Linked DNA regions of Homo sapiens: region 2 is linked to region 1. Evidence: chromatin loops called from intact Hi-C (ENCODE). Cell type or tissue: PC-9. All regions are shown on one strand.

Evidence for each region. Peaks named below come from ENCODE experiments on the same cell type or tissue, not always from the same donor. Only the 100,000 strongest peaks of a DNase experiment are listed, where the experiment ranks them.
Region 2: it touches region 1 in a loop (10-fold over the local background); 3 of 110 quality-filtered maps call a loop at or near these places.

Annotation. Positions count from the first base shown.
Region 1 is chr2:30,292,687-30,295,186 of GRCh38, forward strand. LOC102723594 (a long non-coding RNA gene) reads right to left here. Exons shown (of 3, transcript XR_427017.4): 3 at 349-1,144. Among named protein-coding and RNA genes, the nearest start is that of LINC01936, 53 kb to the right of the region's middle. RefSeq lists enhancers at 860-919, 1,090-1,139 and a silencer at 1,633-1,803. In PC-9, no CTCF peak of the experiment used is centred here; a DNase peak (open chromatin) is centred at 1,025; H3K27ac peaks cover 691 bases.
Region 2 is chr2:30,216,655-30,219,154 of GRCh38, forward strand. No RefSeq gene overlaps it. Among named protein-coding and RNA genes, the nearest start is that of LBH, 14 kb to the right of the region's middle. RefSeq lists an enhancer at 1,287-2,486. In PC-9, no CTCF peak of the experiment used is centred here; DNase peaks (open chromatin) are centred at 1,417 and 2,327; H3K4me3 peaks cover 757 bases; H3K27ac peaks cover 2,218 bases.

The DNA.
Region 1 (2,500 bases):
GCAGATTGCCTGAGGTTAGTTCTCCCATCCTGGCCAACATGGTGAAACCCCATCTCTACTAAAAATACAAAAATTAGCCAGGCATGGTGGCAGGCGCCTGTAATCCCAGCTACTTGGGAGGCTAAGGCAGGAGAATCGCTTGAACCCAGGAGGTGGAGGTTGCTGTGAGCCGAGATCATACCATTGCACTCCAGCCTGGGTGACAGGAGTGAGACTCCACGTCAAAAAAAAAAAAAAAAAAAAAAAATTAGCCCAGCATGGTGGCGCATGCCTGCAATCCCAGCTACTCAGAAGGCTGAGGCACAAGAATCACTTGAACCTGGGAAGCAGAGATTGCAATGAGCCGAGATCCCGCCACTGCACTACAGCCTGGGCAACAGATTGAGACTTCATCTCAAAGGAGGTTTGGCCATGGTGAATCCAGGGAGTGTAAAGGACACATAGATAGATATATCTTCTAGACAGAGGACAGAAGAGTCAGAATTTGGGCTGCAAATACATGATGGGAGTCATCAACATATAAACCCATTGAACACCATATATGGATGAGAGTTTTCTCTTCAGCAGCTGTGAGGAGTTGGGATGACCACACGCAGTGCCTCCTTCCTTGTTCGTGAGCACTCAGTGCAGGGCAACTGACAGCAATTAGGACGGGGAGACACGAAGCCTCCCCCCGCCGCAGGAATTGCTACTGCAGATCTTCCCTTCTTGTGGAACACTGTGGTCTCTGTGGGTGAGGGAGATGCTCTGATTCATCGTCCACAGGGCTGTAGTATTTTGATGCTGTAGTCCAATAACTGTATTTTCTGTCCATATTAGGCCGAGAGTAGGGGCGTCCTCCAGGGTTGTATAAACCATCAGTAGCCAATTCATTTGCACCTGCTACATTATCCACTGATGACTTCAATCAGCTAAGGCAGCCAAGCAACAAGAGGCACTACGTGGGCAAAACGTTGAGTCATCCGCATATCTGCCCTCTGAACACACGAAAATATCCCCACTGTGCATCCTGAGTAACATTTGTGCCAGGTTCCCAGGCAAACTTCCTCCTGAGCTTCCTCCTCCACTCTTCCCTGCTCCAGGCACTGAGCCCTACCCACTCTCAGCCTCTCAGGCTTAAGGGCCGAATCATCCACTCTCAGAGCTTAAAGGAAAAAAAAGAGGAAGGAAGCAGTGAGACTTGATTTGTAACAGCCCTAACTATGGAGCTGGAAGATCTGGGTTCAGATGGCAGCCTGGGTTCCCTAGTTGCATAGTAGATCTCATCTTTCTGAGCTTACACTTCTTCAGCCGTAAAATGGAGATGATAATATTAACTGCTGCTGCTGATCTTTTGACAATTGAGATAATGTATTTTTCAAGGGCCTACCATATACTAAGAGCTAACATTTTTGAGTGTTTACATTTTATCGGATACTCTTCCAAACCATTTACACATTTGTTAACTCATTTCATCTTTATAACACCCTACGATAATCCCAAGGCACAATTATCTTTATTTTATAAGTGAAGAAACTAAGCCACAATGAAGTTAAGTAAATTGTTCAAGGCCCCAGAACTAGAAAGTGGTAGAACCACAATTTTCCGCCACTCAAAAGTGGGCTGACCCTCTTCGTATTTACATCAGGGGTTCTCAGAATGTGGTCTTCAGGCCAGCAGCAGCAGCAGCGGCAGCAGTAGAAACTTGTTAGAAATGATCTCAGGACCCACCCAGAGCTACAGACAGAAATTCCAGGGGCGGGCAATGGCAAACTGGGTTGACAAGCCCCCCAGTTGATTGTGATTTTCAGCCAAGTTTGATAACCTCTGGCCTACACTTTTCCTTCTACCTCCATGGCAGATGACAATTGAACAAATTAGACCCCTTTTCCTCCCAACACCCACTATGTATTAGGCACTTTGTGTGTTATTGTCATTTAATTCTCATAAGAAACTTTTTTTATTTTTATTTTTTATTGAGACATGGTCTCACTCTGTTGCCCAGGCTGGTCTCGAAACCCTGGGCTCAAGCAATCCTCTCCCCTTGGCCTCCCAAAGTGCTGGGATTACAGGTGTAAGCCACCATGCCCAACCAAGCAAGAAACTTTAGAGATTGGTTTTCTCACCCCCATTCTATAGATAGGAGACCTGGACAAGGGGAGGAAGGTGTGGGCCCTTGTACAGGCCATACAGCTAGTAATGTCCCACTCCAATGTCGCACTCCCCGGCTCCTACAACACAAGGCATTCCTCAATGCTGGCTGTGTCCTGTCATCCCCAGATCCCTGCCTCACTCCCTCACTCCATTCCCCAGCAGGGACCCTGGGCCTCTGCAGGCCTCGAACCACCGCTCCTGGCTATGAGGTCCGTCCTGGTTCTAGGGCTGTAACCCCAAGTCAGCTTTATCCAAGCTGCTCTGTGATCTTCTGTTCTAGGGCAAGCACTAGAGATGACTCCCATGACCAAGCCTTCACCCCATAGCCCCTCCGGCCCCAGGGGACCAATCTGGTGTCCCTTTAGTT
Region 2 (2,500 bases), 76 kb before region 1:
CTTAGCTCTGGGAAATGAGGGAAGAAAATGGGATGAGGGAGGTGTACAGAGAGGAACTCAATTGTATCGCTGATATTTACTTTCTTTGAAGTAAAAAGACATGAAGCAAATAAGGCAATGTGTTAATATTTGCTAAAGCTGATGTGGCCATCATTAGCGCTACCCACCAAATATTTCTGGCTCTCTGCCTGCCAGGCCCATAGTAGGATTCTATGTCCTCACCCATTTTGAATCAGGAGCAGCCTAGAGATTTGCCTTGGCCAATGAAATGTGACTGGAATTGACTTGTGTTTCTGGCCTCTTGAGCCAATGCACAAAAACTTTGGCCAACATGGCAGCCCAGAGACAAAGCTTCTGTCCTCCCCAGTCCCTGAGCAAGCATGACACCCCCAGGCAACCCTAGGAGGATGGGAGGATGGGAGGGAGATGAGTGCTGTCAGCCGCTGAGGTTTGGGGGTTGTTTGTTACTACAAGTCTACCCTGGAGAATAGAGCTGGAAAATGGGTCCACTCCTATTCACTGTATCAGTCTCTGATTTTATCTACATGTTGAAATATTATCAAAAACATTGTAATACTTTTAAATTGGACTGGCTTTCTATCTCTTCGTTCACGAAAATTCTCTGTACTGGCCTGCGCAAGGCCCCTCTCTTAATTTATTAACTTTTGTGTTTTCAGAAAGTGCCTCTGACTTGGGATGGAAGCAATGTGGAGCTGTAGGAGCCTCCTGGTAAAAAGGATGAATGGCAGAAATCATTGATTAAGCCCAGATTTCTGGGTGAGCCCAGATTTCCTCCAGTGCTGTCTGCTAGCATTTCCCATCAATCTGGGGACAGAAACCCAATGAGAAAATCTTAGCTTTTCTCCAGAGAAATGTAAGCAAGAATTTTGATGAATGCAACTGCCGTTGATTCTTTGTATGGCTTTTAGAAAGATCACTTCACCCTTTTTCCCACTTCTCTGCAGTTCACCTCTGGGAGAAATGTCAAGAAAACTTTCCCACACCTCATGGCTTCCAGGTTCCTTTTTAGGGCTGCCTGCAAGGCCCACAGGGAATAAAAGGCCCAGCAGGAGGTGGAGGAGGGGCAGCATGGTGAGAGAAGGAAGAGAAACTCCGTTCTTGGCCAGTTGTGCTCCGTACTGTGCAGACACACAGGCAGCGCCTGGAAGTCACCGAGAAATGCAATGCCTTTGAGAAGTTCCGTGGAAAGAATGACATCATGACCAGTCACTCCCCCACCCCACCTTTTTTCCAGTGGGAGTGAGAAATAAATAGACTGACACATTTTCCAGTCAGGGAGCCATTCTGGACAGCAAGTTTACCTTGGCACAGGAGCTCAGGTGGGGCTGTGAGAAACCTTATCTGTGCTTGCCTGGTAAACAAGGAGCCTGCAATCTCCCCGGAGTCTTGGCCACTGAGCAGGTGACTGCGGGAGGCAGGTGAGCAGAGCAGGTGAGCAAGGTGAGCCTCGGGCCCAGGAGCACGCTGTGTTAGGTAAATATTGCCTTAACTTGATTGATGGACTCACTAACTGTCTGTTTGTTGCCAAGAGAAATGCCATCACCGCCAAATTCAAAGGTAAAATTCCTGTCCCTTAAATCAAGGGTTCTCAAACTGTAGTGCGTTACTAGGTCACCTGGGGAATGCCATTAAAATGCAGGTTCTGATTCAGCAGGTTGGGATGGCTGAGAAAATTGCCTTTCTAACAAGCGGCTGGTGATGCCGAGGGTGCTGGTCTGTGGACCACTCTCTGAATTTGCAAAGTCTTAATGCTCAGATGACTGTATGCATTTTACACGGTCAAAATAGTTACTGATTAAGGAGCACTGATGCAGGCTGCAGGTGTCGTACCAGATGTTTGCTATCATCTCTTGTAACTCTTCACACCAACTCTGCAAGGTGGGTGTTATTATCCCCGCCCCCTCCTTGGCTGGCAAGGAAATTGAAGCTAAGAGAGGTTAATTCATGCATTATATGTGTAATTTCCAAAAGATTTCATTGCTACCTTCCCTCCTTTCACAGTGATCTGAAATAACCCAAAGACAAAAGATAATAAACGCCTGTGGTAGAGACGGGTGTTGTCTGCTTGTGGTGATCGGCCCTCTTGGCACCTGGAAATGAGTAATTTCGTCCGTACATTGTCAGGGCCAAGCTCAGGAATTCAGAAATCCTGGTTATCTAGGTTTGGCCTAGGAGGTCCTCTCTTCAAAAGAGAGAGTAGCTCCAAAAGGTGGACAAGACTGGTTTTTCAGATCCCTCTGGTGCTGATGTGTTCGCCCCTAGGACACGCAGTTGGAGAAAGTTCTTGATACCAGGAGGAGTTGCTTTGATGTGTCAGCTTGGAAAGAATGCCTCGTAAGGGCCATTCAGGACTCCAGGAGAGCAACAAAAACAAAAAAGCCCCAGCTCGTGGAAACATCAAAGTGAAGGCAAATATAACCAGACTGACCCACCTGGAGGTATTTAAATACCTTGAAGAATGGTGGTGTGTCCTTGCAAA